Regions from separate parts of the Homo sapiens genome. Here region 1 is linked to region 2. A link is a loop called in an ENCODE intact Hi-C map of the cell type or tissue named here. Cell type or tissue: B cell. All regions are shown on one strand. Links, peaks and the distances in the headings refer to the core of each region. The heading gives the core; the rest is flanking DNA. Region 1 overlaps VDAC1 (voltage dependent anion channel 1). Region 2 holds the start of WSPAR (Wnt signaling pathway activating non-coding RNA).

Region 1 (14,526 bases), core at 5,204-13,203, 73 kb before region 2:
CAGCCTCCCAAGTAGCTGGGACTACAGACACGGGCCACCATGCCTGGCTAATTTTTGTATTTTTAGTGGAGACGGGGGTTTCACCGTATTGGCCAGGCTGGTCTTGAACTTCTGACCTCGTGATCCACCTGCCTCGGCCTCCCAAAGTGCTGGGCAGATTCATGTGTTTCTCCTGCCTCAGCCTCCCGAGTAGCCGGGATTACAGGAATGCACCACCACACCCAGCTAATTTTGTATTTTTAATAGAGACAGGGTCTCTCCATGTTGGTCAGGCTGGTCTTGAACTCCTGACCTTGGGTGATCTGCCCACCTCAGCCTCCCAAAGTGCCGGGTTTACAGGCGTGAGCCACTGCACCTGCCCCCCTTTTTTTTTTAATTTACTTTTTATTTCAAAATAATTTTATACTTAGAAAAAAATGTGGCAAAAATAGTATGCAGAGTTCTCCTGTGTTCTTCACCCAGCTCCTAATGTTAATGGTTTACGTAACTATAATGATCAGAATCAGCAAGTTAATGTTGATATCATATAGTTAATTAATCTGTTGTCACAATGACGTCTTTTTTCTGATCTGTGATCCAGTTCAGGTTCCTAAATTGCATCTAATTGTTAAGTCTTCTCTAATCTGGAATATTTTCTGACTCTGACACTTTTGAAAAAGAGTGGCCAATTATTTTGTTAAGATGTCCCTCAGTTTGGATTTGTCTGATGCTTCCTTATGATTAAATTTAGGTTATGCATTTTTGGCAACTGTAGTTGTTGTGTTATATTCTTCTCTGCACCTGATGTTAGGAAGAATATATCAGTAGGCCTCATTTTTGGTGATCAGTTTTGAAGTGGTGTCTGCCAACTCTCTTCATTGTAAAGCTACTATTTTTCTCTTTGTAATTAGTAAGTATCTTGTGGGTAGACACTTTGAGATTATGCAGATATTCTATTTCTCATCATACTTTTGCTCAAAAATAGTAACATCCATTGGTGATTCTTGCCTGCAACAGTTACGCTTGGCAAATGGTGACTGGAGTGCAGTGGTGTGATCCTGGCTCACTGCAACCTCTGCCTCCTGGGATCCAGCAATCCTCCTTCCTCAGCCTCCCAAGTAGCTGGGACCACAGGCGTGTGCCACCAAGCCCAGCTAATTTTTGTATTTTTAGTAGAGATGAGGTTTCACCAGGTTGGCCAGGCTGGTCTAGAACTTCTCAGCTCAAGCGATCCACCCGTCTCAGCCTCCCAAATTGTTGGGATTACAGGTGTGAGCCACCACGCCTGGCTACAAATGGTGATTTTCTTTTCTTTTTTGTTTTTATGAGATGGGGTCTCACTCTGTCACCTAGGCTGGAGTGCAGTGGTATGATCTCGGCTCATTGCAACCTCTGCCTCCCTGGCTCAAGGGATCCTCCCTCCTCGGCCTCCCCAGTAGCTGGGACTACAGGTGCCTGCTGCCACCCCTGGTTGATTTTTATATTTTTGGTAGAGACAGTGTTTCACCATGTTGCTCAGTCTGGTCTCAAACTCCTGACTCAAGTGATCTGCCTCCCACCTTGGCCTCCCAAAATTCTGGGATTACAGGTGTGAGCCACCACACCTGGCCTCAAATGGTAATTTTCTATTGCCATCCTTCCTTCACTTGTTAATTGGTATTCTACCGTAAGGAAGAGCTATTCCTTCTTCCCCATGTATTTATTTAATCAATTATTTATTTATATTAGTATAGATGCATGGACATTTACTCTATGGGCTATAATGCACAGTGTCATTTATTTTGTCGCTCAAGTTGTCCCAGATATGGGCTTTGGGAGAATACACTCTGTGTGCTTTTTGACAAACCTCTGTCGTTTTTCAGAGCATGTCTTTATTTCTGGTTTTAGAAAGTGTACCACGCTCATCTAGTACTTGTTTTTCCCCAGTCCTGCTATCTGCCATTTCTCCAAGGAGCCTTGGTTCTTTATGTTGGAGAATGATATTTAGAAACTAAGATTGTAGGCCTGGCGCGGGGGCTCATGCCTGCAATCCCAGCACTTTGGAATGCTGAGGCAGGTGGATCACGAGGTCAGGTGTTTGAGACCAGCCTGGCAAAACCCTGTCTTTACTAAAAATACAAAAATTAGCTGGGTGTGGTGGCGCACACCTGTAATCCCAGCTACTCAGGAGGCTGAGGCAGGAGAATTGCTTGAACCCAGGAGGTGGAGGTTGCAGCGAGCCGAGATGGTACCACTGCACTCCAATGTGGGCGACAGAGCAAGACTCCATCTCAAAAAAAAAACAAAACTAAAATTCTGGGTGCTAGATGTACATAATGCTACTGGGTATTTGAGGAAAGTTCTGGTGGTGCATCATGGAGATTAGAAACGAAAGCTGGCTTTCCAAAGTGACTGAGGGTACAGCCTGGGAAAACACCTGGCTCCCAGGAGGAGCGGAGTGTAGACCACATCTGGATGAGGCCACAGACCTCAATAAGGACCAGCACCCACGCTGAGTATCCATCACAAATAAAGCTTGCTTGTTAACCACAAATCAGTCAGGCCTCTCTCGGGTGCTTGTCAAATTAGCACTACTGTTGAAATAGCTTAAAAATAAATCCCAATAATATCTGAAAGAGGAAGACTCCACAGACATGGTGTGCAGTGTTAGAAAGAGACCTGGAGAGAAGCCTGAGCCACTCCCCAGCACTGCCCTTTCTCTTGGGGATTGTGGGCCCTGGCCAGAATCCAGTGAGACAGTGGGTGGGGGTGCCATGTCAACTGGTGCAGGTGGTGCACACCACTGGTCAGAGGCCCTGCCATAGGCATCATAGTTTGTGATCATCAGCAGCTTTTTATTAAAAATTGAAAAAGGAGATGGTTAGAAGATGCCTGATTTTATATTTCCTTTTCCCTTTGTAAATGTCAGCCTCTCAACAGCTGTCTAATCATCAGTCATCTCAACCAGCCTGGTGCCAATCACATACTTGGCTGAAACCCAGACTTCTTTCCCCAAAGAGCAGGCAGATGAAGATAGGTTTCTTTTTCTTTTTTCTTGAGACATCTTGCTCTGTCGCTCAGGCTGGAGTGCAGTGATGTGATTTCAGCTCACTGCAACCTCCACCTCCCAGGTTCAAGCAATTCTCGTGCCTCAGCCTCCTGAATAGCTGGGATTACAGGCACATGCCACCACGTCCTGCTAATTTTTGTATTTTTAGTAGAGACAGGGTTTTTCCGTGTTGGCCAGGCTGGTCTCCAACTCCTGACCTCAAGTGATCTGCCCTCCTTGGAGTGCTGGGATTACAGGTGTGAGCCACTACGCCTGACCAGTTTTGGATTTTTCTTATTGAGAGATAATTTGGTTGTTACTCCTTTCCTTCAAACCTTGCCAAAATGTACAGAAGTAACTTGAACAAAATTGAGGTTCCAAGGCATAAGTTTCATTGTCACTTGTTCTGTTGGTGAGCAGGTCTGTGCACACCTACTCCCAACTGCTGAGGGAGCTGAGCAGCCAAAGAAAGAGACTGACAAATCCAGTTTCTCAGAAAGAAACATTTAATAGAGACTTACAAATAGAAGCGATGTCTCAAGCAGCCAAGAGACAGTGGATCCCTGCATTCATCCTCCAGAAAGTATTCTTTATATAGCAAGCTTTTAGAGTAAAGACATGTGCATGTCTTAGACCATCTTGCAGAAAACTCTTGCAAAACTTGTGACCAAAGGGAGGTTAGATAAGCATCTTTACTTTTTAAATTTTTATTTATTTATTTTTTTGAGACAGTCTCACTCTGTCACCCGGGCTGGACTGCAGAGGCGTGATCTTGGCTCATTGCAACCTCTGCCTCCCGGGTTCCAGCGATTCTTCTGCCTCAGCCTCCTGAGTGTCTGGGACTACAGGTGTGCACCACCACACCCAGCTAATTTTTGTATTTTTAGTAGAGATGGAATTTTGCCATGTTGGCCAGGCTGGTCTTGAACTCCTAAGCTCAAGTGATCTACCTGCCTTGGCCTCTAAAAGTGTTGGAATTACAGGTGTGAGGCACTGTGCCCGGCTGGCATTGTTTCTTTTATGGGATTGTCTATGATGCATTCCTTGGTCGTCATGGCTGTATTAGGCTATTCTTGCCAGGCAAGGTGGCTCACGCCTGTAATCCTAGCATTTTTGGAGGCTGAGGCAGGCAGATTGCTTGAGCCCAGGAGTTGGAGACCAGCCTAGGTAACATGGTGAAACCCCATCTACACACACACACACACACACACACACACACACACACACACACACACACACGCTGGTCATTGTGGTGAGCGCCTATAGTCTTGTCCTTGCATTGCTCTAAAGAAATACCTGGCCAGGCGAGGTGGCTCACACCTGTAATCCCAGCATTTTGGGAGGCTAAGGCAGGCAGATTGCTTGAGCCCAGGAGTTGGAGACCAGCCTAGGCAACATGGTTAAACCCCGTCTACCCACATGCACACACACACTAGCTGGGCCTGGTGGTGCGCACCTATAGTCAGTTCTAGCTACCTGGGAGGCTGAGGTGGGAGGATCACCTGAGCTCAGGAGGTAGGGGCTGTAGTGAGCCATGATCGCACCACTGCACTCCTGCCTGGACAACAGAGTGAGACCTTGTCTGAAAAAAAGAAAAAAATACCTGAGGATAGCTAATTTATGAAGAAAAGAGGTTCAATTGGCTCATGGTTCTGCAGTCTGTACAAGCAGAGCACAGGCATCTGCTCGGCTTCTGGGAAGGCGTCAGGAAGCTTTTAGTCATGGTGATTGATGAAGCAGGAGCAGGCACATCACATGGCAAGAGCAGGAGCAAGAGAGAGAGAGTGGTGGGGAGGTGCCACACGCAAACAACCAGATCTCATAACTCATTATTGGGAGGACAGCACCAATCCATGAGGGATCCACCCCCATGGTCTAACCACCACCCAGCAGGTCCAACACTGGGGACTGCATTTCAACATGAGATTCAGAAGATACAGCATCGAAACTGTATCAGTGGTGATTTTGTTTCAAGACGGTGTCACTCTTGCCATGGAACAGGCTATTTTCCTACATCACTTGGGAGGGGTGCTGGCTTTATTTTCAGCTGTGACCTCTAAAATTCTTGTCTCATTGAGAATTTGGAATTTTTAACCTTTATTTTTTTTTAATGAGAAATCTGAAACATACAAAAATATACAGAAAAATATGTTTAACCCTCATTCTATTCCTATCACACAGCTTTGATAGTTACCAACCTGTGGCCAATCATGTTTTATTTATACAGCCATAAATATAACACTCCTCCACGCACATACTATTTTAAGTAAATAACAACACTTAATTTCAGCTGTAAATATTTTATTATGTATCTTTAAATGGCAATAATCCATTTTAAAGGAGCATAACCATGATATTATTATTATATTGAAAAAAGTTGATCATTTCTTTTTCTTTTTTTTTTTTTTTAAAGATGGAGTTTCACTCTTGTTGCCCAGGCTGGAGTGCAATGGTGCGATCTCAGCTCACGCAGCCTCCGCCTCCCGGGTTCAAGTGATTGTCCTGCCTCAGCCTCCTGAGTAGCTGGGATTACAGGCATGGGCCACCACACCCGGCTAATTTTGTGTTTTTAGTAGAGACGGGATTTCTCCGTGTTGGTCAGGCTGGGCTCGAACTCCCGACCTCAGGTGATCCGCCTGCCCCAGCCTCCCAAAGTGCTGAGATTACAGGCATGAGCCACTGCGCCCAGTGGATCATTTCTTAATATTGTCAAATCTCTAGTCTGTTCAAATTTACATGATTGTTTCATGATTTTTTTTTTTTTTTTTGAGACTGAGTTTTATTCTTGCTACCCAGGCTGGAGTGCAGTGGCGCGGTCTTGGCTCACTGCAACCTCCACCTCCTGGGTTCAAGTGATTCTCCTGCCTCAGCCTCCCAAGTAGATGAGATTACAGGCATGTGCCACCACACCCAGCTAATTTTTGCATTTTTAGTAGAGATGGGGTTTTGCCATGTTGGCCAGGCTGGCCTTGAACTCCTGACCTCAGGTGATCCACCCACCTCGGCCTCCCGAAGTGTTGGGATTATAGGCGTAAGCCACCGCACCTGGCCTTTTGCTGTTTTTAAAATAACAGGTTGGTTCTTTAGTCTTTAAAGATGACAGCTATGTGATTTGAGCGTTATTATAATTCTTTTTTTTTTTTTTTTGAGACGGAGTCTTACTCTGTCGCCCAGGCTGGAGTGCAGTGGCGCGATCTCGGCTCACTGCAACCTCTGCCTCCCGGGTTCAAGCGTTTCTCCTGCCTCAGCCTCCTGAGTAGCTGGGATTACACACGCCCACCACCGCGCCCAGCTAATTTTTGTGTTTTTAGTAGAGACGGTGTTTCACCATGTTGGCCAGGCTGGTCTCGAACTTCTGACCTTGTGATCCACCTGCCTCAGCCTCCCAAAGTGCTGGAATTACTGGCATGAGCCACTGCGCCTGGCCCCGAGTGTCATTATAATGCCTAGAATAAACATACTGTTTAATATGTTTCAGCCTATTGCTAATATTTTTCTTATTGAGGCTCACATTGCTCCATTGTCGAAGCCCTTGGGAGCCTCTTCAGGTTACCTTGTAAGTCCTTTTGCCTCCACCCCAGTAGTCTTCAATAGCTTTGATAGATGTTTTAGGTTACTGTGTACATTTCCTGCCTAAGATCTGTAGTTGGCCATTTCTCCAAGGAGCACTGGTTCCATTTAGGAGGAAATGGTCTAGGTGCTGAGGATGAAGCATTAATCTCAATGTGAATAAAGCTAGAAGTGAACAGTGCTGTGTAGTCCTTGAGGCTCTGAGTGGATCTGGTTCCTCCTGTGGTCTCTGCTGAGAATGCAGCTTCCTGTGGGAGATGTCGATCTTGTAACTGAATGATAGAGACAATCAGATAAAAATGATCCATGTTGTATTTGTTGGATGTGATCTTGTTCTCCAGTGTGTACTTTTGGTAAAAGACATGGTAATAATAGGTCTGCAGGTGACACTATTCACCTGCTCTTCCTAAGGGATGCTGGGTCTTGAGGAACCGGCAGTAGAGACACTGAACTGCTTATAGACTCACATCTGGTATCATCAGGTTGGACCTGGGATACTGTCTGGCTAACTAACACTTCCTGGCCCCCATGACTGCAGAGTTCCAGGTTCTACATCAGTACCCGGTTCTCTGAAATATGTACTCATTGGGGTCTCATGAATATGGAATTGAAATCCATTTTACTGTTGTACTCACTTAGAGGGAACATAGCCTTTGTTTCCTTACTTAACCATGTGAGCCACAGAGTAAGAAGAAAACCGTCTCTTTAAAAGCTGCTATTTAGGTAGCTGCCTTCATGGCAGATAAATCTTTTCCACAGGTTTGGAAAATATCAAAGATGCATCTGTTTCATAATTACATGGTGGCTTTCTACCTAATGAATGCCTGTGTAGGCTGCTACGTTAAGCATACAAAGAGGATAGGAGAAGAAAGTTACTTCGTATTTATTTTTCAGGCTTTTCCTGTCTGTGTTCTCACTTCGTTATTGTGGGGTTTCTGCAGACTGAGTCCCTGTGGAAGAGAGGTTGTGTCCTGCTCATTGTGGTACAGCAGTGGCTTAAGGGAGAACTGGAGCCCTGACTTCACCCCCACCCCACTCCCTTTATTTGACCTGGGATTAAAAAAAAAAAAAAGACAACTTGCATTTCAAGGTGAGTTAGCTTCTGATCTTAATATAACTTATTTTCCTTCAGGAAAAAAAATGCTAAAATCAAGACAGGGTACAAGCGGGAGCACATTAACCTGGGCTGCGACATGGATTTCGACATTGCTGGGCCTTCCATCCGGGGTGCTCTGGTGCTAGGTTACGAGGGCTGGCTGGCCGGCTACCAGATGAATTTTGAGACTGCAAAATCCCGAGTGACCCAGAGCAACTTTGCAGTTGGCTACAAGACTGATGAATTCCAGCTTCACACTAATGTGTAAGTGTACATGGGGGCAGCAGGGTGGGAGGGGTGGGGTTGGAGCATGTGTGGTAAGGGGATTGCTTTTCACTGTTTTTTTTTTTTTTTTTTTAAGAAAGCCCAGTTTTTAACCACTGTAAAGTGAGTTTGTTGGCATTAGATGAGCCACATGGCCTGCTGCTATCTTTTGTTTCCCACCTACCCATTTCCTGGAGTGTCTTAGATCCTTTCCACTCTGTGAACAGTATATATTGCCACAGGTACACAAAGTGGCTGATTAATTACAGCAGGGACATGGTGTCAGTCCAGAGCGTGTCCATTCCCTGCAGTTTTTGTTTTAGTTAACAAAACAGCTCTCTTTCTCTGTCTAATGCCTGAGGATTAGCCTGCTGGGCTTGATGACATGTAGACATGGTAGACAAATTTAGGAGCTGATTATCTCAGTTACAAACTATCTTCTCTGTACAGTGAAGCATGTAAAAGTAACTATTGGACAGTATGGTGAAGGGAAACAGTGATTATAGGTTAGGAGAGAGCCCCTTGAGAATTGAAGTAGATTGATGATTTAAGTTAAGGGAAACACATTTCATTCATGAATCTTGTTTTATCCATAAACCTTGTTTTATTTAGTTTCATGAGGAATTAACCTGTGACAGGCACAAGCTGGGTGCAGAGTTACCATGTTTATTTCTTTCCACTAGAGGTCACTAAAGAAGTAACTTCTTAAACTTAAGGCAAATCAGTGATATTAATGTGTAAACTAATATTTCCATTAATAAATTTTTTGAGGAATTTTTATCATTAATTTGGAATCTGTTACAGCTAAAAAGTCACAGGAAAACTATAGAGATGGACAATCTAGTGGTTGGCAGGGGGCGGGGAGGGTATGACTACAAAGCAGTGACTGAGGGAGTTTCGGGGAGGGAACTGTTCTATATTCTGACTGTCGTCATGGTTACATTAATCTGTGTACGTGTGTTAAAATTCGTAAAAATGTATACCAAGAAAATATCCATTTTGGCCGGGCGTCGTGGCTCACGCCTGTAATCCCAGCACTTTGGGAGGCCGAGGCGGGTGGATCACGAGGTCAGAAGTTCAAGACCAGCCTGGTCAAGAAGGTGAAACCCCATCTCTACTAAAAATACAAAAATTAGCTGGGCGTGGTGGCGGGTGCCTGTAATCCCAGCTACTTGGGAGGCTGAAGCAGGAGAATCGCTTGAACCTGGGAGGTGGAGTTTGCAATGAGCCGAGATCACGCCACTGCGCTCTAGCCTGAGCAACAGAGCAAGACTCCGTCTCAAAAAAAAAAAAAAAAAAAAAAAGCAAAGAAAATATCAATTTTATTATATGTTTAATTAAGAAGAGGTGAAACATACTAAAAAGCTATAGGAAACATACCACATGCATAGAAATGTTTTTGAACGTAGAATTCTGATTGGCATGGGAAGTGTTTTCCTTGGTTTGAAATTGGGCATTGGCACCAATTCTTCAGTACCAATTCTAGGAGGAACAATGGCTGTTAGCCATTTCCCCCACATATCTGAGCTTCAGCATTTTAAATAAGCAACAAGTGGGTATGGTTTATTTTTGGAACCAGCGTGAAGGCAGCTGACACAACTCATCTGGGTTGCCCTGGTGCTTGCAGGGGCCCAAATGCATAACAGAAATTCTTTGTGCTTCATATAGATGAATTTGAACAGTTCCACCTGTGTATTTATTTATTTATTATTATTATTTTTTGGTGACAGGGTCTCACTCTCTCACCCAGGCTGGAGTTCAGTGGCACGATCTCTGCAGCCTCCACCTCCCGGGATTAAGTGATACTCCCACCTCAGCCTTGCAAGTAGCTGGGACTACAGGTGCATGCCACCACACCTGGCTAATTTTTGTATTTTTTGTGGAGGCAGGATTTCGCCATGTTGCCCAGGTTGTTCTTGAACTTGTGAGCTCAAGCGATCTGCCCGCCTTGGCCTCCCAAAGTGCTGGGATTACAGGTGTGAGCCACTGCATCTGCCTTCTGTTTATGGTTTTGAAAGCTCTGTACAGGAAGGCAGTATTGTGTTCCTGGTTTTAGGATATTCTGAAAAGTCTGGCCTTTTTTAAAAACATGTAAGCCCAAGAAACTTCCCCATTTGAATATATTACTAAAGTCATTCAAAAATCTTATTTTTGACAGGCTGCTGTTTTATTGTAGCATACTTGGGCTGTCTACAGAAGACAGGATTCTCTGTGAATCAGGCAGTGCCTGGGTCTCCCTGTACTTTCTAGAAGCATAATGTCTGTCTCGCTGAATTTCATGGGGAAACGAAAATTTACAATGTGTGGCTCATACGTGTAATCCTAGCTACTTGGGAGGCTGAGGCGGGAGGATCACTTGAGGCCAGGAGTTTGGGACCAGCCTGGGGAACATAGAAATACTCTGTCTCTAAGAAATTTTTTAAAAATTAGCTGGGCATGGTGGCAACATGCCTGTGATCACTTGAGCCCAGGAGTTTGAGGTTACAGTGAGCTATGATTTTGCCACTGCTCTCCAGCCTGGGAAACAGAGCAAGATCCCATCTTGGGGAAAAAAAAAAAAGAAAATTTAGAATGTATTCTCTGATTTAGGGAGAGTGTCTTGTGAAGACTAGAGTTTTTGTTCTTAGGTCCTGAAGCCCTTTGCTGGATTCCAAAGTACGTGGGCTCTGACTCACAGTTAACCAATGCCATTTCCACTGGAAATGCCCACAATGATGAGGCAGAACTCAGACACTGATTTTATGTTAAAGATGTTTGAGAGGGTCTAGGCAGGCTTGAAGACCATCTGATGCAAGGAGGATGGTCATTCCTTTTTAAAAAATTGCAGCATTAAAATTTTTCTTAATTTTTTTAATCAAAGGAGTCTGAACCCATGGTTGTAAAATCAAACAGTACAGATGGGCCTATGAAAAGCAGTGATTCCAGCCTGCCTCAGCCTGCTCATCCCAGCTCCGCAGTGGCAGCCACTTTAACTGTTTTTGTTTTCTGTGGTTCCCTCCATGGAGAAGGTTGCTTCTGACCAGGCACCAGTATGCACTGTGTGTATAAACAACAATCTGAAAGCAGTAATGAGAGACAGTCTATGATCTGTGCCGACCCCAGCCCGACAGAGGACAAAGTGTAGACTCTGAGCTCTTCGTATGCCTTTTTAGGGGTGGCAGTGACTGCAGAGTTTGTATAGGCTGTTCAGCTGGGTGGGGCAGACTTTCAAATTCTGAGAGCTTAAGCAGGGCCCCAAAAGAGGAAGAGGAGAATTTGAATGACTGAAGAAGGGAAAGGGATATTCCCAGCAACTGGAGTCATTCAGTGTGTTTGTAAGAGAGGAGGGAGCTTGGCCAGCTGGGGTTTCATTCTGAATGTTTTTGAAAGAGGGAGACATTTTATGATGTAGCAAAAAGCTCCCTTTCAAATCCTGCCAGGCTTAGATGTTGCAGCATGGGTGAGGAGTATGCACAGGTGGACGAGATGAATTGTGGATTAAGCTCTTTTGAAGTGCTGCTCCTCCAAGAGGCTGGGTCAGTGCCAACTGTATCTCCCCAGCAGTGGCTGCAGCAGGTTGTGCCAAGGGCTCTAACTTGCCTTCTGAGGCATATGTGCAGCCCCACCTTTCTTGCCATTTCTGGCTGTGTTCTCTTCTCATTTTCTTCTCTTTCCATAACATTTTTTATTTTTACTTTTATTTTTTGAGCCAGAGTCTCACTCTGTCACCCAGACTGGAGTGCAGTGGTGAGATCTCAGCTCACTGCAACCTCTGCCTCCTGGGTTCAGACGATTCTCCTGCCTCACCCCCCCAGGTTGCTGGGATTACAGGCACCTGCCACCATGCCCAGCTAATTTTTATGTTTTTAGTAGAGACAGGGTTTCATCATGTTAGCCAGGCTGGTCTCAAACTCCTGACCTCAAATGATCTGCCCGCCTTGGCCTCCCAAAGTGCTGGGATTATAGGCATGAACCACTGCACCCGGACTTCCATGCCATTTTTCTGGTAGAATCGTTTATAAAAGTAATAACATCAGTAGCAGTAAAAATAAATCACTCAGAATCTCAGTGCTCTACTTGCTGCTTCTTTTTTTTTTTTTTCCTTATAGAGACAGGATCTCGCTCTGTTGCCCAAGCTATATCCTGGGCTCAAGCAGTCCTGCTGCCTCGGCCTCCCAAAATGCTAGGATTACAGGCGTGAGTCACCACGTACCCCCTCTCCCCTGGCTTTTTCTTTTTTTGTTTGAGACAATGTCTTGCTCTGTTGCCCAGGCTGGAGTGCAGTGGCGCGATCTCGGCTTACTGCAACCTCTGCCTCCCAGGTTCAAGCGATTCTCCTGCCTCAGCCTCTTGAGTAGCTGGGATTACAGGCGTATGGCACCAGCCCGGTCAATTTTTGTATTTTTAGTAGAAACAGGGTTTCACCATGTTGGCCAGGCTGGTCTCAAACCCCTGACCTCAAGTGATCTGCCCATCTCGGCCTCCCAAAGTGCTGGGATTACAGGTGTGAGCCACTGTGCCTGGCTAGGTGCCTGTTCCATACTTATCAGACTTCCTGTAATTTAGTACCTGTTTTGTGAAATTTGGTGAACTTCTGACTTCCCTTAATACCAGTATTGGTTCAGTCCATTTCTGTCATCCCTGTCTTCTGGGAGACTTGGGTGGATCTGTCTGGGCTGCAGCTCACCTCCCTGGGAAGCTCAGCATCTGTCCTGTGCTTGTTTGCAGGAATGACGGGACAGAGTTTGGCGGCTCCATTTACCAGAAAGTGAACAAGAAGTTGGAGACCGCTGTCAATCTTGCCTGGACAGCAGGAAACAGTAACACGCGCTTCGGAATAGCAGCCAAGTATCAGATTGACCCTGACGCCTGCTTCTCGGTGGGTATCTGTGGAATCACGCATCTCACAGGCAGGCCCATCTGCTCTTTATGTTGGAATCCTTCAGGTTTGCTGGAGTGCTGTGCTTCAGCTTACTCAAAGTGAGAGATGCTGCTGGGCGCCGTGACTCACGCCTGTAATCCCTGCACTTTGGGAGGCCAAGGCAGGCAGATCACTTGAGGTCAGGAGTCTGACACCAGCCTCGCCAACACGGTGAAACCCTGTCTACTAAAAGTACAAAAATTAGCCGGGCATGGTGGCGTGTGCCTGTAATCCCAGCTACTCGAGAGGCTGAGGCAGGAGAATTGCTTGAACCGGGGAGGCGGAGGTTGCAGTGAGCTGAGATCGTGTCACTGCACTCCAGCCTGGGTGACAGAGTGAGATTCTATCTCAAAAAAAAAAAAAAGACTCCGTCTCAAAAAAACAAAAACAAAGTGAGAGATGTTCTCACTTTGAAAAGAGTGCCAAATGAGTACAGTGATCATACTACTAGTACTTCTTATGGGTACCAGGCACTGTGCAGAGCCTTTTGTGTAGATTACTGTGTTTAATCCCATTTGAAATAGGTGCTTTGGTTTTTTAATCATCTCTGGGTTTTTTTTATTTTTTGTTTTTTTGAGACAAGGCCCAGGTTGGATGCAGTGGTGTAATTGCAGCTCACTGCAGCCTCATCCTCCTGTGCTCAAGTAATCCTGCCACCTCAGCCTCCCAAGTAGCTGGGACTATAGGCACACCAGCATGCCTGGCTAATTAAAAAAAAATTTTTAGTAGAGACAATGTCTCACTCTGTTGCCTGGGCTGGTCTCAAACTCCTGGGCTCAAGCTGTCCTCCCACCTCAACCTCCCAAATGTTGGGATTACAAGGCATGAGCCACCATGCCTGGCCAATCATCTCTGTTTGTTTGTTTTTTTTTTTGAGACGGAGTCTCCCTTTGTTGCCCAGGCTGGAGTGCAATGGCACGATCTCAGCTCACTGCGCAACCTCCGTCCCCCAGGTTCAAGTGATTCTACTGCCTCACCCTCCCATGTAGCTGGGAACACAGGCACCCACCACCACACCTGGATAATTTTTGTGTTTTTAGTATAGACGGGGTTTCACCATGTTGGTCAGGCTGGTCTCGAACTCCTGACCTCAGGTGATCTGCCTGCCTCGGCCTCCCAAAATGCTGGAATTACAGGCATGAGCCATGGCCCCTGGCCAATCATCTCTGTTTTTACAAATGAGGAACTAGAAACTTAGGTGAGTAACTTGCTCAAAGGTACACAGCAGGAAAGTGCTGGGAGCTGGATTTGAACCAGACTGGCTTACTGTTAAGCCTCTTCCATTAATACCAGTTCCTGTTCTATCATGCGGACTGTTAAAAGGGGCACTCTGAAATCTAGGGTTCTAATTGATAATTCCCCCCGCCCCGCCTCACTTTTCATTCTCCTTTTCAGCTCCTGCATTGCATATTAAGAAATCAATAGTCAGTTGGCATCTTGCAGAGTCTCTGGCATTGCTCACAGGCCCTCGAACTACTACACAGTTTTTGCAGTAAATCCTATTGGGCTCATTTCTGTTGTCACAGGGCACTGGCGGCTGTATCTCTTTGGGGTGAAATGAGGGAATCTCATGTTGCAGAATGGTGTCTGTACTGGTTTGTGTAATTTATGGACAGCCCTTTTTAAGTCTCCTAAACTAGAACCGAATTTGGCTCCCTTAACAGCAAGCACTTAAAAACAAGAGAAAAG
Region 2 (16,585 bases), core at 4,392-12,391:
TGGTTGTTGCCCATGACCATCGGAGGAGCCCAGCAGTCAGGGTCAGTGACTCCTCTAGTCCTGTGGGGTGAAGATGTTTGGATGTGGCTGCAGGACTAAAAGGATAATTATTCATTACTGAGAACAAGCACAAGCACATAATCATAACATTCAGGAATCCATCCCTGGTAATTTATGGCCCCAGTAGTTGAGCACTTATGTCTCTAAGTGCTTTACATCATTTATTAGATACACCCGGGAGCCCCAGCAAGAGCAAGTCAGCATGACCAGGGTTACATGCGGCAGAGCAAGAGACACGGAGTGGCCCATGCAAGGTCACCAAGCTTGTCTGGGCCTGAGTGTGGGCAGTGGCCTCTATACCCAAGGCCTGGCCCCAAGAAGCCAAAGCCCAGCCTGAGAGGGGCTTGGGCACCACCAGGCCCTGGCCAAGCATTTCCAGGCCTAGGATTAGATTTGACCTCCTTCCCTGTAGGGGAAGAAGGATATCAGCTGAAGAAGCCTGGGGACAAATATAGTTTCTCATCAGGTCATGGGCAGGACACCAAAAATCCTAAGTCAGGTCACATTTTAAATGCACGAAGGAAGTTATGCTCAAAGTCCAGCTGAATCCTTCCCCAAGGTAAAAGATCCTTTTGTTATGTGAATAATTTATCTCTAAAGTATCAGATTTCTGTGAACTGGGTTTTCTGAAACTGAGCAAAAAAACACAGGAGTTAAAAGCATGGACCTTGGAATCGAACCCCCTGGATTCCAGACTCTGCCTTCCCACAGGTGACTCACGTGCTTAATCCTCAGTTTCCCCCTCTATAAAATGGGGATTATATAACTCTACCTTATAGAGAGATTATGAGGGCCATATAAGATAATGCTTACCTTAGTGGCTGGCATATAACCAACAATGTTGGCTAGCTGTTATCATTACCAATTGTTAATTTATTAACCAGACAACCGGCCAAAATTGTACAGGAGTTAGCTCAGGTCCAAGGACTCCTAGAGGTCACTCAGGCTATACTAAAACCTGGAAGAAGTCCTCCTGGCACGATGGCCACAAGCTTGGGTTCCTGGTGGGATGGGGATGTCAGAACAGGAGAGGGGAGCTTAGGCTTGGGAGGGTGTCTGGGGCTGGTCTAGGCATCATCCATCACCAAGAAGAATCCCAAACGTAGATCTTATCCAAAGTTCAGCCAGGATGGAGACTTTGTCATGCTATTTAATCTCCTTGTAGTGTTAGTTTCCTTGTCTGTCAGATGAGGATAGTAATGTCCACCTCCCAGCGTGGTGACGACAGAATGGAATTTAGTGTAGAAGTTCTTTGCCCAGGGATTGGCATTAAGTACTCTGAGGTAGCTGCTCTAGGTGCTGACCTGAATCTTAACTCTCCCTGAGGGGTTAAGAGATGGTGGCTGCCACCAGGAGCAGTGACGCTGTAGTGTCCTGACATCCTTCACCAGGTCCAGGGCCCGTCTGGCCATTCCCATCTCCACATTCCAGGTCAGGAGTGGCGAATTCTTGTTGGAGAGTCCTCCTGCTGGGGTGAGTGGACTCCTGGCTCCAGGCGCTCCCTGCTGCAGAGTTCCCTCTCTCTGGAGCAGTTCAGTATGTTCCTGCTTGGAATTCACAGCGGGCTGCCTCTGCTCCCCCACCGCATTATTTTTCGAAGCAATGATCCAATGAAGCAATTACTATTCCAATCGGGATGGAGATCTCTGCAACCCACAGCCAAGCATGGCCTCTGTGGCGTCTGTTACTCTCCTTATCTCTCCCCGGGCCTCCAAAGACCATCTCCATTTTCATGCCCATGGACGATTTATAACAGCTGCAACAGCAAGGCCAGGATCCCCTCTGAGCAGAAACTTTTCTTAAGAAAAGGGGTTCCGCATTACCCCACGCATCTTTGTGAAGAAGCCTTTGATTCCACCTGTCCTGTTTGGATTCTGAGTGTTTTTTCTTCTTTGGAAAGTAAACTTAATTACAATTACGTTTTGGCTGGGCCTGGTGGCTCACGCCTGTAATCCCAGCACTTTGGGAGGCCGAGGCAGGCAGATCACAAGGTCAGGAGATCGAGACCATCCTGGCTAACATGGTGAAACCCCGTCTCTACTAAAAATACAAAAAATTAGCCGGGCATGGTGGTGGGCACCTGTAGTCCCAGCTACTCGGGAGGCTGAGGCAGGAGAATGGTGTGAACCTGGGAGGCAGAGCTTACAGTGAGCCAAGTTTGCGCCACTGCATTCCAGCCTGGGCAACAGAGCAGGACTCCTTCTCAAAAAAAAATTTTTCATTTTTCATTTTTTGAGACAAGGTTTTTCTATGTTGCCCAGGCTGGAGTACAGTGGCACCACCATGGCTTACTGCACCCTCGACCTCCTGGGCTTAAGCGACCCTCCCACGTCAGCCACCTGAGTAGCTGGGATGACAGGCACATGCCACCATACTCGCTTAATTTTTAAAAACTTTTTGTGGAGACAAGGTTTCACTATGTTGCCCAGGCTGGTTTCGAACTCCTCGGCTCAAGAGATTCTCCCACCTGGACCTCCCAAAGTTCTAGGGTTACAGACATGAGCCACCATGCCTGGCCTTACATTTTTTTTGAGACGGAGTTTCACTCTTGTTGCCCAAGCTGGAGTGCAGTGGCGCAATCTCAGCTCACTGCAACCTCCGCCTCCCGGGTTCAAGCGATTCTCCTGCCTCAGCCTCCTGAGTAGCTGGGATTACAGGCGTGCACCACCATGCCTGGCTAATTTTTTGTATTTTTAGTAGGAACAGCATTTTACCATGTTAGCCAGGCTGGTCTCGAACTCCTGACCTCAGGTGACCTGTCTGCCTTGGCCTCCCAAAGTGCTGGGGTTACAGACATGAGCCACCGCACCTGGCCTACATTTTATTGATAAACAAATTATGGCTACAGAGTTTAATTGTGGAACAGCAGTTCTACAGTGCTTGATTGGACATTGTTGGTATATGAAATTACTGCTCCAAGGTACCCTCTAGCACAAATAATTCCAGAGTGGAAGGAAGTAAGATGGGGTAGCCCCCAGAGTTGCTTCATATCTGATTGATGGTGTACAGACCTGGCCATGCGGATCCACATTCCATCTTACATGGCAGAGGTGGATCCCCAGCCTGGAACTGTGAAGAACAGGGACAGGCAGCATCCCAACCATGGGGAGCATTTAACTCCAGCCATGGGATCTTTGCACTTTGAAACAAGCAGTGTGGGCAGGGCGATGCTTGACCCTCTCTATGAAACCTTCCACTCTCACTCCTTCATCCCCTAGAAGTGTCCCTCCAAGAAGCTTAGCTGGCTTGGGCTCTAACCGGCCCTCCTTGACCCCTACCTCCCCTGGAAGCCTTTTCTGGTTAAAACCACTGGGACGACTATGCCTGGTCCACTCTTCTGTCTGGCTGCTCAGTGAGTTCTAGTTCCCCAGTGTTGTATGCCCCTGTAGTCCATGGGCCTCGGCCATTTCTGTAATGAACGTGGACCAACCTAGGACATGGGTAGCAGAGTCCTTGCTCCCCCCTGCGCAGGTATGTGAGCAGATATTCTTGAGCTTCATAAGAGGTTGAAAATCTATGCATCTCGGGTTTCCCAGTTCCGAGGCATTGAGTGCACATGTTGGTGGTTCTTGATTCAAGAAATTGCACCCAGGGTGCCCTTTCACAGGGAGGACAATTGGAGTTCATGCCTGGCCCCTTCAGACTGTGGTGAGGCACTCTGGCAGTGATAAAATTCCTGACTGTAATGCTATTGCTGTCTTATATCCTCTTCTTGCAATAAACCGTAGACTTGTAAGCACTGTCATTTTGGTCCTGTGTGTCTTGTTTAGCCATTGAGCCCTGTCTAACTGCCACCGCAGGTCACTTTTGCTGGGGAAGGGGGGTCTTGGAGGGACCATTTCCTGACATGCTGCAGAACTTCTCCCAGCAGCCCCGCCTGAAGCCGTCTCAATTGCCTGCCGAGTAGGACACAGTGTACACCTGGGCTTACAGGCAACTCCCAAGCCCTCTGGTTAGGATACCCAACTTTTCCCAAAGGGCCCAGCTTCAGAGCTGTCAAGACAATGAGGTGTTTTTGAATACCAACGCCTGGCGTCCCTGCAGGAGGACTCGGAACTGCACTCTCCCAAATCAGAAGCAATGGCAGTGTGACTGTCATCACATTTGTTATTCTCTGCCTGCATTTACATAACATTTCTGCAAAGTGCTTTATAATCATTTCATTAGTCATTCATTTGCTTGATTGCATAGCCTTCAATTCAGTTAGAAAATCTGATTTGAAATTCAAGTCTCCACTACCACAAGTTTTAATTCAGAAAAACTTTCTCCCCCACAGAATTTGGAAACATTTCCAAATTTTGAGTGAGCCCCATCTCACCAACAATGACCGGTTCTGGAGTACAAAGTGAAAGACAAATTTAAAAGAGGCTGCAATGGTGGCCTGGTTCTAAGATCTAATTTAGAAAGGCAGAGAAACCCTGCCCAGCGGTTGAAACATGAAGAGTGCTAGAGAAAGCACTGAGGGTGGCAATTAGACAGGGTTCGATGGATAAAGAAGATGCACAGGACCCAAATGACAGTGCTTACACATTTATGGTTTATTGCAAGAAGAGGATATAAGACAGCAATAGCATTACAGTCAGGAATTGTATCACTGCCAGAATGCCTCATTGCAGTCTGAAGAGGCCGGGCGTGAACTCTGATTGTCCTCCCTGTGAAAGAGCATCCTGGCTGCAATTTCTTGAATCAAGAACCACTGACATGAGAACGGAATGCCCCAGAACCGGGAAACCCGAAATGCAGTCTTGGCCGGGGCTTCTGATATCCTGCTGGTCACATATGCCTATTTCTTGTCAGGGTACCACACCAATGGAAGTGCCCTTTGGGGGCCTCATTGAGACCAGGTGCAAGTCATCAATCTCGCTGTTATCAATAAACAATGCATCAAGCTGGTACAAACTGCCCTGCAGCTCCATGGCCGGAAAACAACACTGTTAATCCATAAGTTTCTCAACCTGACCAGGGCTCAGCACTGTGTAGGTACAGCCCTTATTTTAGTAAGACAGCCCAGATGAATTCCAGGCCTGCTAGAAGTAACCCTCACAGCTCAGTTCCGGGAGTGTGTCTAAGAATAGAACCCACCCACCCTGCCACTGTGAGCTTGGGGAGCCACTGGGCTCAGCCTGCAGGGGGACAGGGCTCCCCAAACCCGACCATTGCCCTAGCCCCTCAGTGTGGCCCCAGTTGTCCAGCTTCCCCTGTCTCCTATTCATTCACTATATCATCACCTAAGCAAACTCCTGAGCATGCAGCTTTGACCATGTCTTTACTCAGCTGTCACCCTCTCTGTGAGCCTTACTCGACACCACCTACTCCCCTTCCCTACTTTCTCTTTCCGATGGTAACTGACATGATCCGTGTTTTGTCCTCTTAGCTTTGCTCATTGTTGTCTGTCCCACTGGAGTGTAGTTGCCACGAAGCAGGGTTTTCATCTGTTTTGTTCACTGTGCATCAGTGCTAGGGTGGTGAGAGCTTGGCACGTACTGAGTGAATGTCTCCCCTCCAGCACTGGCTCCCCCTGGCTTCAGAATCCCAGCAGGGGCCCATCTCAAGGTGGGCCAGAACCACCTTCTTACCGCTTCTCCCATAGCTTCCTCTATCCCACCCAACATGAACCCATCCTTTGCCAGCAGCTGCTTCCTAGGCTCTTAATAAGCCTTAATTTCAACCTGTCCCCATTTCGTCCATGCTGTTTCCTGCCTGGAATTCTCCCTCATCCTTCTCCTTCCTGCAACCTCCTTCACTGCCCCAACCACACCCCTGGCTCCCATCTACTGTTCAAGGCCCAGTTGAAATAATGGCTTCTCCCAGACGCCTGCCCCACGCTGCTGCCTCCAGACCCAACCCTCCATCATGGCACCTCCCACATGGGCCCAGCTGAGCATGGGTCCAGCCACCCAGCTCTGCTCCTGTGTGGTGATGTCCTGTCTGTGACCACCTGCCTCCTGGACTGTGAGGCCTTGAAGGAGAGGCTCAGATAATTTCAATGACCACCATAACAGCCACCACCATCACGTACAGGACATTGGGTTAAGGCCTGGTGTGGATTATCTTTTTGATTTTTCAGAATCCCCGTGAGGCAGGTGTGTGGCTATCCTCACTTTACAGAGGAGGAAGCTGAGGCTCAGAAAGCCTAAGAAACTTAGCGTCACACAGCTAGTGAAGCCAAGAGTGGAACACAGGCCTTACTCGGAAAGCCTGTGTTCTTTTTTTTTTTTTTTTTTTTTTTGAGACTGAGTTTCACTCTTGTTGCCCAGCCTGGAGGGCAGTGGCATGATCTTGGCTCATTGCAACCTCCACCTCCTGGGTTCGAGCAATTCTCCTGCCTCAGCCTCCTGAGTAGTTGGGATTATAGGTGCCCACCACCACACCCGGCTAATTTTTTGTGTTTTTAGTAGAGACAGGGTTTCACCATGTTGGCCAGGCTGGTCTCGAACTCCTGACCTCAGATGATTGACCCGCCTCAGCCTCCCAAAGTGCTGGGATTACAGGTGTGAGCCACCGCACTCGGCCAAAGCCTGTGTTCTTAGCCACCCCTGCTCTGTGCCTCCTCCCCCCGGCTTGTTTGTGTTTGTCTATGCCATGATGTTAGGGGAATAGCACTTCCCACACCTCTGCTTTCCCGGTCGCTCCTGGCCTCTTGCCCCACTCTGGCTGTTCCTGGCTGACAGGTGTGGGACAGGAAGGGGCATGTACACCTGCCCATCTCTTTCCTCCTGGTCCTGGGAGCCGGGCTGCTTCTCGACAGTGTGTGCTCCTAACTGTTCTCAGTCCTATGGCGTGTCCTCACCTGACTCGATGGGACAGTCTCCTTCATTTTGAGGTAGAAGAGGAGAAAGCCATTTGCCCTTAGACACAAGTCATGGTCTCTAATTCAGGCTATTTAGAAATAAAGGTGACCTTTTGGTCCCCTACCTGCTTTAGTGTCTTATTCATCAACTGGTTTAGATTCCAGGTGGAGAAGGGGGCGCTAATTCCCAGGCCTCTGAATGTGGGCACCATGAAATATTTCCTGAGTTGAACCAAAATGGGAGAAGCAAGTGTGAGCCATGGGAAGGGAGGGCAGGGAGGGTCAGGCTCTTTGCACAAAATGGAGATGTTCTCCAGGTATAACGAAAGCCTAGGGACAAAGGAGCAGTTAGAATAACAATTCAGAGTAGTAACTCTTGGCCCTGGGTGACCCACGCTGGGGCTCAGTGAGAGCGGAGTTAAGGGAGATGGTGGTCCCTCTGGTGCAGCTCCCAGGGTGGCCTCTGAAGATGCCCTTGGTGCCTCTCTCGTTGGCCTGGCCTTCATCTGTTTAGCATGCTGCTAGGGGCCCCGTGGCCCATTTGCAGAGATTATGTGAGGCCGTGGCCTCTGGGGGAAGGTGGAAGGCCTCTGGGCTTTCCTCTGTGCCCTGTGAGCGCAGCCTGCACCTGCTCCAAGCTCAGGGCCTGCCATCTCGGTCTTCCAGATGCTTTCCCCTCAGCACAGTGGGCTTCTCGCCAGCTCTTGACTGTGAGGCAGTCTGGCGCTCCTGTGGCTGGTGCCCAACCTCCTGTGGCTGGGTCTTGCCTCCCACAGAGCAGGGTCTCTAGTCCATCTGCCTGGCTGGACCCCACTAGGCCCTTTCTGCAGGTTGGAGTCACATGGAGCCCTGCGCAGGCAGGCTCCCCACTGTGGACGTGGCTGCTCAGAGCTACGACTCAGGGGCTGGATAGTCATTTTGTCTGACAAGATTTAGCTCTCGAGCCCCAGGCCTGCGGGCTCGATCTCGGCAGTCTGCCCCTGTGGCTTGGAAGAGGGAAGAGTACAGAGGTCCAGGGGCTTCTACAGCCTCAGCCAGGGTCTTCTGGTCCCGCCCTCTTCTCCACTTCCTTCTAAGCATGTCAGCTAACATTTAGTAAGTGCTTGTTGTGTGCAAAGCACCTTCTGTGCAGCACCTCATTTAATCCTCACCAATATGCTTCCCCCTTTGTGGCTGAGGTCAGAGAGGCCAAGGCTGAAGTCCTACAGCTAGTGCTCACACTCTCCTTCACAGAAAAGCCATGAGCTGCTCCGAGCAAGGGGACACCTGCTTTAGACACATTTCAGGCTGATCACTGATTGCAGTGAGTCAACATCATCACCAAGACAGAAGCCACAGCAAGATCCCTTCCTCCAGGATAGAGATTCCCTCAGAGAAAAAGACCCTTCCTTATTTGACTTTTCAAACCATCTCCTCCTTTGTCATATCACTCAGTTCTCCCGGTAACGCTATCAGCAGCCCTCTGGGCTGGCTTGTTTTTTGATAGGTGAGGACTCTGAGCGTCCCTTAGTGGGTATGCTGCATGGTGAGCCAGATTTCTAGAGGGGCAGGTAGTCTCCACCAGGACCGCCCACCTCCCATTGCCATGAGATGTGCATGGGCCTGGGAGGCCCAACCTGGAGCCAAAGTGTCTCTACCCATGGGAAGGTTCTGGCCAGGACAGAGCCCACAAGGGCGTCTGTTCCTTTTCTGTGTGGCTGATGTCTGACCCTCGCCAGGTCCCTGATCCTCAACTATCACTCTGTGAAGGAAACGTGACTTAAAGTGCTGGGCCTGCAGCCAGCTGAGCTGGGAAAGGAGACCAGGAGCTACTGGTCACAGTCCCTTGCAGTGCCTGGGGTCTATCAGGGCAAATACTTGCTGCTGAGATGGAAAATCCTTGCCATCTTCGTAGCTGAGCTCAATAACACTATAAAGTATCTTTCCTTTTCACACCCAGTCTAGTAAGAGTGACCCTGGTCAGGCAGCTCTCCTCCAGGCAGTGATTTGGGGACCCAGGCCCCCTTCTGTGTCATGACCCCTCTGACTTTAGTGATCCCCCCATCACTAAGGGGTCATCTCCATTCCAGCCAGAGTGGAAAGCAGCAGGGTGAATCTCCCGTGGAAGGTTTGGATGGGCCAGGCTGGCAAGCCCATCACTTCTGCCCACATTCTGCTGGTCAGAGCCCAGGTACATGGCCACCTCTAGCCACAAGGGCAGCTGGGAAATGCCTTGCAACTGAGGGCCCAGGAGGAGAGCAAAACAAGTTCTGGTGCACATGGTCCACCGGCGTGTGAAATGAGGCCTTCTGGGCATTTGCGTTTCCTCCCTCCCCTGTGTCTGGTGCTGAGATCCCAGCAGGATGGGGCCCTGCTGTCCTTGTTCTTATCGCCCTTGCATTATGCAGTGCTCAGCCTCAGAACGCTGTTGTCTCTCAGGCTGCATGCTCCCTTTGCTGGAGGCCCCAGTGCCTCTGTAGGATCAGAAACCCTGAGTAGTGGACCCTGGGTTAGGGCTGGACTCCAGCTCTGACCGAGGCACCAGGTGACCATGGGCGAGGCCTCTTATCCTTTGTGGCCTCTAATACTTGATAAGCCCAGCTTGCTTCTCGAGCCAATGAAGGCCCCTAGAGATGATAAAGTCCTGAAGGGAAGAGGAGCAGGAGGAGGTAGACTCGGAGCTGAGAATGCCCCACAGAAAAGCCCTGAGGATGCCCAGGTACCCAGCAGGCATGAGTCATTAGGCGCTGCCCTACCTTGCATGGCCAGACCACCCACCTGGACCGATCACTCCACACCGTACGTGACGCCCAGGGGATCTTAACACATTAGTAGCGTTTGATCCAGCCCTGTTCCATTCCAGTTAAAAATAAGGCTCATAAATTGAGGCCATGCCCTAAGGGACAACAATGTTATAAGCTCATCACTTGATGATGATCAAACCTAGTTATAAAAATACACAGCACCTCTGCACCAGGGAGGAAGTGACCTACTTTATACCTCATGGGCTGATACTGAGTTGTCAGGGGTAAGGTCCAGGCCCTTATTCTGTTTTTAAATTCAAGACAGCTCACGGATTTTGGCTGGTTGCTCTTCCTAAAGTCTGAAGCCCCTACCAGTGTGTTTCTGGGATGAATGCTGCAGCCTTCTTGGCTCCTGGTCCACCTGGCAGGACTCTCTACAGGACAGGCTCACTGGGCACTTGAGCCGGAGACCTCTTGGCCTCCGTCTCCACCCCCACGTGGTCCGTTCCCTGGAGTGAGGCACGAGGCTTTCCCGGGTGTTTTTCTCTGTGCCTGGAACTGAGGGCCCCATAGGAGGTGGCCCGTTTGCCCTTGCTGTTTTTATTTTTGAGACAGTCTTGCTCTGTCACCCAGGCTGGAGTGCAGTGGTGCCATCTCCGCTCACTGCAACTTCTGCCTCCTGGGTTCAAACAGTTCTCCTGCCTCAACCTCCCAAGTAGCTGGGATTACAGGCATGTGCCACCACGCCCGGCTAATTTTGTATTTTTAGTAGAGGTGGGGTTTTACCATGTTGGCCAGGCTGGCCTGGAACTCCTGACCTCAAGTGATCTGCCCACCTCAGCCTCCTAAAGTGCTGAGATTACAGGCGTGAGCCAGCACACCCAGCTGCCCTTGTTCTTATTATCTGTAGTCAGTTTGGAAATCTTTCACTTGGGCTCTGGACCCCAGAGAGGCACCCAAGAGATATTCACTCACTCTTCACTCATTTGTTCAGCAAGTGTATCCTGAGTATGTTCTGTGAGGCAAATGTGAAGCCTCCTCTGATGGAGCTCAGCCTCTGTTCATCACCTGAGCACATGTGAATTTATAGTGGTGGTAAATGCCAAGACAGAGGCACACACGAGGTGCTGGGAGAGCCTAGCGTGGAGGTCGACTCAGTCATTGAAGTCAGGAAAGGCTCCCCGGAGGAAGTGGCGAGGGAGCTGAGCTCTGAAGATGAGGAGGAGTAAGCTAGGTGGGAGAAGTGAGGGCAGTATCAGGAAAGAGACCCTGGAGCAGAGAAGGTCAGCCGAGGAGGCCTTCTTGAGACCACCTGACCGTAGCTGCATCTGGCTTCTACTGGAGTCTGCAAGGGCTGTGGAGAGGGGCTGTCTCCTCCTGACCCTCTCCCTTTCTATCTCTGCTTCCAGCAACCTGGGTGCACAGTGGGTGTGCAGCAAGCCTTTGCTGGGTTGAATTCAAGAACAGTTCTTTGTTTTTCTAGCAACCTTCTTAAGCCCCCAAGGTTTATGTAGCTACTTTGAGGTCACAGTACAGCTCAGCATCACCTGTCTGGTCGAGGCTGGCAGAGCTGACAAGGTGACTACATTCTGTCTTTTTTTTTTTTTTTTTGAGACGGAGTCTCACTCTGTCGCCCAGGCTGGAGTGCAGTGGCACGATTTGGCTCACTACAAGCTCCACCTCCCGGGTTTACTTACGTCATCTGCCTCAGCCTCCTGAGTAGCTGGGACTACAGGCGCCCGCCACCAAGCCAGCTAATTTTTTTGTATTTTCAGTAGAGATGGGGTTTCACTGTGGTAGCCAGGATGGTCTCGATCTCCTGACCTCATGATCCACCCGCCTCGGCCTCCCAAAGTGCTGGGATTACAGGCGTGAGCCACCGCGCCTGGCCTACATTCTGTCTTTCAGTCACCTTGGTGGCAAATGCCCACACTATCTCTGCCCATCCCTGTGGATTTCAAATATGCTTTTTTTCCCAAGGTAATAATATGTATATTTAAAAAATAAATTTTATTGCACATATATGAGGTTTACAACACGATGCCATGGGATACATACGGGTAGTAAAATGGTTACTATAGTGAAGCAGATTAACAAATCTATAGTGAAGCGGATTAACAAATCTCACATAGTTGCTTATATTGGTGACAAGAGTAGCTAAAATCTGCTTATCAAATACATTCTTGCCATTAATGTTTTAAGGAATGTATTTGTTTGCCTGCACAAAAAATGAGGAAATTGTTTGCGTGCTTTGGGAGCAGGGGCACCATCCTACTTGATGTATTGAGAAGCTGGGCCTGAGCATTTAAACCGCTCCTTTCTGCCTGTGGCCTCCTGGTGGATCTTGACTTCTCACCCTTTTGTGTGTTGGCAGATGGCACTGCTGTCAGGTCTGTGGGTGTCTAACGCGCTCACTGTGGCTGGGTCTGGCCTGACGAGGCTCCAGGAGGTGGCCATTGGGCGCATAGGAGCTACCATCTGGCAGAAGGCTTGGGGGATGCTGCTGAACATGGCGGGTGGGAGACAGTGATAAGATGAAGTCGCTCCAGGCAGCACAAAAGCCTCTGTCCCCTGGGGCCCTCTGGAAGGCCACTGTCAGACCTGGAGGCTGCAGGCCCTCCTCCAGTCTGAATGCCTCCGTCAGCATGTGGTGCCTCCTCTTCTTCCATATCTTAACCCCTGCACTCTTGTCATGGGCGTGGAGCCAGCTTGCTCTGACGTTATCCTGGGAGGGGTTGCCAGGGCTCTAGCTTTACTCTTGAGTGTGGGTTCTAGTGGGGTCCTAGCAACTTCTTTTTCTTTTCTTTTCTTTTCTTTTCTTTTCTTTTTTTGAGACTGAGTTTCCCTCTGTCACCCAGGCTGGAGTGCAGTGGTGTGATCTCGGCTCACTGCAACCTCTGCCTCCTGGGTTCAAGCGATTCTCCTGCCTCAGCCTCCTGAGTAGCTGGGATTACAGGCACCTGCCACTACACTCAACTAATTTTTGTATTTTTAGTAGAGATGGGGTTTCACCGTGTTAGCCAGGGTGGTCTCCAACTCCTGACCTCAAGTTATCCACCCGTCTCGGCCTCCCAAAGTTCTGGGATTACAGGCGTGAGCCACCGTGCCTGGCCCTTAGCAACTTCATGTTACAGCTGGACCTGTCACCTCCCCTATTATTTCTGAGGCTGTACTTACCTCTGTTTATGGAAACATCCAACCTGCTAAACCAACCTCCAGTAGGCAGCCTCTCTGGAGGGAGAAGCCCTCTCAAATGCTGCCAGTCCAGGACTGCCTGGGAGACCTAGGACATGAGCCCAGAGGGGTCTCCAGATCTCAAAGGGCCAGAACTTGGCATTAGAGATGTGGCTAAAGAGATTATGACTGATATTACTGTTATAATCATCTAATTATTGTGGAACAATTAGAGTGTAATTAGGTGGATAAATGAATTGGCAGCACTGATTTACCACATTGATGACACATTGTGACACACTGATACTTTCTGAAGAGTTTTCTCAACTGGGCTCTCATGTATTTCCTTCTAAAATGATCCTATGACATCAGGTCCTGCTAATCTCATTTGCCAGAGGCGGAAATTGAGGCCCAGAGAGGCTGTTGACTTGCCCAGGTTTTCCCATCAGGCCTGGCAGAGCTGTGAGGCCCTGACGTGCCACAGCCCCCTGTCCAAGACCTTAGGTGCACAGCCTGAGAAACCAGATCTAACACAGATAAGGAAGTTTGGACTCTTGCCTCCCACCCTCCAATTATAAAAAGTCACAGAGACTGGCTGCTGGTGCTGCCTTTGCTTCACCACAACCACTGTGAGAACTGGCCTGAGTTGCCTGTGACTTCTGAGGTCTTGTGTATTCCACGATCCACAGGCAGATTTCCCCAGGACGAGAGAAGGATATCCAATTGCTCATCAGGGAAGGTGCTAGGTCTCCCAGCCAGACGCCCTCAGAGGCCGGTGTCAAGTCTCCCTCACCTCTGTGATGTGAAGTCAGCTCGTTCATGACCTGGGCAGGCAGAGGGTCAGAGGGGCAGATGGAGCACTCCTGGCCAGATGAAGGTAAGCCTTGGGGACACCACAGGAGAAAAGCAGGGACCCCGGGAGGGCCAAACACACCCATCCTCAAAGAGGAAACACATGCGTGGAGTGGCCCAGACTCACGCACTCTTGCTGGAGGCCGCATGTGTGATGCCTGTCCTGGAAGGGCCTGCTGGAAATGGAGCTCCCCCCATCAGTATGCTCAGAGCCAAGTCCTCCGAGCTCCTGCTATCCTGCCTGCCCTGCCCAATGCATTATTAATGAGGCAGCCTTCATTTCCAGTTTTTGGGTAGCTAATTTGTTCCTACAATCATGATTTCAAATATCACATGAATAATTCAGAAAATGATTTTACTGTAGTTAGATAAGCCTGTTAGCTGTCACATATCTGAATAAATTAGCGTCTCCATCCCATGGGGCATGGAGGGGCGGTGCCGGCCACGCAGCAGGGGCCCTAGCGCCGGCCACCACAGCACTCAGAACTTTACTTTGAGACCAAGGAGGCCTCGGGGCCAAGGGAGTAATAGGCACCGTAATTTGTCACGGAGGAGCTTGGTCACTGCTGAGAGTTGGTTGGTCACAAATGGCAATTAGTCTCCCCCTCCCAGATCTGGATTAGAGATACACGTGGTTGCTTGCCAAGCCCTAAGCAATGACCCCTCCAGCTCAGAAATGCAGACAAGTGTCCTTCCTCTGCATGTGAAGCAGCCAGCTCTGCCATGTGGCAGTTAGACATAGAAAGACCCCCTCCCCACAGCCATGTACTCTCTTCAGGAAGACAGGGCCTAAGAAATTCACCTGATTTTTTTTTTTTTTTTTTTTTTTTTTTTTTGTGGTGGTGGTGGTAGTGGTGGGGAAGGGAAGGCACTGTCTCTGTCCCTTGCTAATTGTGTTATATTAAGGAATTTGCTTCCCATCTCAGCCTCAGTTTCTTCATCTGTAAATTCAGCACAATATTCCCAGGACTGCCTCATCCACTGGGTTTTTGTGAGAGATGAGAATGAAATAATGGACGTGCAAAACTTTGCAAATCACAGAGTGCTGCAGAGATAAAAGGCTTACTCTGTGACTGCCTCCTTCAAGAAAGGGACTTCTCTGCATTCCTCCTCAATAAATACCCGAGAAAAGGCAATTCTGGCCCCTCTCCCTGATACTCATTCTTGCATTTGAGAACTTACGTGGTCCCTCATTTATGGAGCAGTCACTCACCATGGCCCGGCACCTGCCTTTGACCTCCGTCTCTTGCATCCGCAGGAGATCTCTGGCTGGGACAAGAGGTCACCTGTGTCAGTGGCAGTAATACTTCTGACTCTTGGCATAGAGCTGACTCTGGTGTAACCATATGCCTGAGGAGGTTCACTGGTGAAGACAGAGTGTCAGGGTGCCTATAGGCTCCATCAGAGAGCAGCCTGAGAACCACAGGCCAGAGGAAAAGGGTTGTGGTCTGGTGGGATTTCCACCTGTGCCTGGCATCACGCTGGCCACAGCACATGCTCACCAAACGCCTGCAGAAGGCATGGCTCAGTGACACATTCCTACTCAGGGGAAGGAGGCCCTGTCCACCTGTGGATTCCAGCTGGAGCACAGCTTAAGGCTGCAGATGGGAGCAGCCAGGCCGGGGCCTCTGAGGTGGATGTGGGATCCACAGCTGGGGCTATTGGCTGAGGTCAGGATGAGATCTGGGGTCCTGCTCAGGGGAGGGGAGAAAGAAAGTACCAGGGAGGGCAGCGAGGACAGGAGAGAAGAGCAGAGGCCAGAGTACAGGGACAAAGATGAGATGCCAGGGAGAGGCGGGGTGTGGGGGTGGCCAAGAGCACCACAGCGCAGGAGGTTAATAAGGCAGGCGCTTCTTTCAGAAGAGGGTCAATCCTGGTGCCACCTCTGGGCAAGTGGCATGAACTTTCTAGACTTCAGTTTTCTCAAAGGCAAGGTGAAGATGATAACACTCATCTCTTGGCACTGTCGTATGGGTTACATGAAGTGAGGCCCTGAAAGTAGGTGGCACAGTGCCTGGCATGCAGGGAGGGCTCAGTCAACATCAACTCCCACCACTGCCGTTATCATGACCATTGCACCTATTGTGATCCTCACTGGTTTCCAGGAACATCTCAGCTGCCCCTGATTGCAGAACTTTCCCTGCAGTCCTAGCCAGGCAGGCAATAAGACCTGGAGATAGGAGGTGTGCACACTGCCTACCCTCTAACCGACTTCCCCAGAGGCTCCCAAGTGAGCATCTTGTCTGGTACCGCCCACTACTCGCTGCCTGGGAGTCCAGAAACTCCTTGTTGTCTCAGGTTTTCCCTCACTCTTTTTCTCTGGGTGGGACCCTCAGGCCCAGCCTTTATGCCCCCAGGCATGCTTGGAGGAGGTGGCCGGATGACATCCTTAGAGACACTTGGCAAACTTAGCTGAGAGATCAGCCACCGAAGCACCTGGTGCTGGCCGAGTGGGTGGAGAATGTCCTGGGGGAGGCAGTGGAAGGGCAGAGTGGTCCTCTCTTTTGGGGGAGCTTGAGGACAGAGTTGGGAGACCAGACCCACCCAGGGAAGAGGGGTCAGAGTGCTACATGAGGCCCTGGTGGAGGGAGGAGTCGGTGAGACTGTGCAGAAAGGGGGATGGCTGGGCTGAGCTTCTGGATGCAAGCAGGGCTGCTGAGCAAGCCATTTATCAGGATGGTGGTGACAGGTGTTTAAAAGGAAAAATATTTGCATGTGTATGCTTTTTTCAAAATAATTAATATTCAAATTAGTGTTGGAGATCCAAATCGCTAAAGTGTAACTAGGCAGAAAACTTCTCTGATAGCTTGTAATTTTCAGACCATTCCACCGTTCCCACTGCATTCCCCTCCCCGCACCTCACCTACTTCTCACAACTGGGCTTCCACAGACTTGTCCTGGAATGGCAGCGGCTCCTGGGACTCAATTCCTGAGTCTTGCCAAACTAAGGGCACCTGACCCTCCACAGCTTCCCTGTGTCCAGCCA

What was found. A loop is a pair of places that touch in the nucleus more often than their neighbours do. Peaks named below come from ENCODE experiments on the same cell type or tissue, not always from the same donor. Only the 100,000 strongest peaks of a DNase experiment are listed, where the experiment ranks them.
Region 1: a loop joins it to region 2, with 28 times the contacts of the local background. A loop is called at or near these places in 2 of 110 quality-filtered maps.

What each region holds. Positions count from the first base shown.
Region 1 is chr5:133,974,140-133,988,665 of GRCh38, reverse strand. VDAC1 (voltage dependent anion channel 1) reads left to right here. Exons shown (of 9, transcript NM_003374.3): 6 at 7,710-7,937; 7 at 12,645-12,795. Among named protein-coding and RNA genes, the nearest start is that of C5orf15, 13 kb to the right of the region's middle. RefSeq lists a silencer at 14,302-14,502. In B cell, for the core only: CTCF peaks have their summits at 8,463 and 8,665 (motif pointing right); DNase peaks (open chromatin) are centred at 8,605 and 11,155; H3K27ac peaks cover 2,216 bases.
Region 2 is chr5:133,898,285-133,914,869 of GRCh38, reverse strand. It overlaps WSPAR (Wnt signaling pathway activating non-coding RNA), which reads right to left and starts at 1,193. Exons shown (of 3, transcript NR_131252.1): 1 at 874-1,193; 2 at 1-95. RefSeq lists enhancers at 7,090-7,590, 7,591-8,091, 9,205-9,706, 13,287-13,786, 14,700-15,200. In B cell, for the core only: no CTCF peak of the experiment used is centred there; no DNase peak of the experiment used is centred there; H3K27ac peaks cover 344 bases.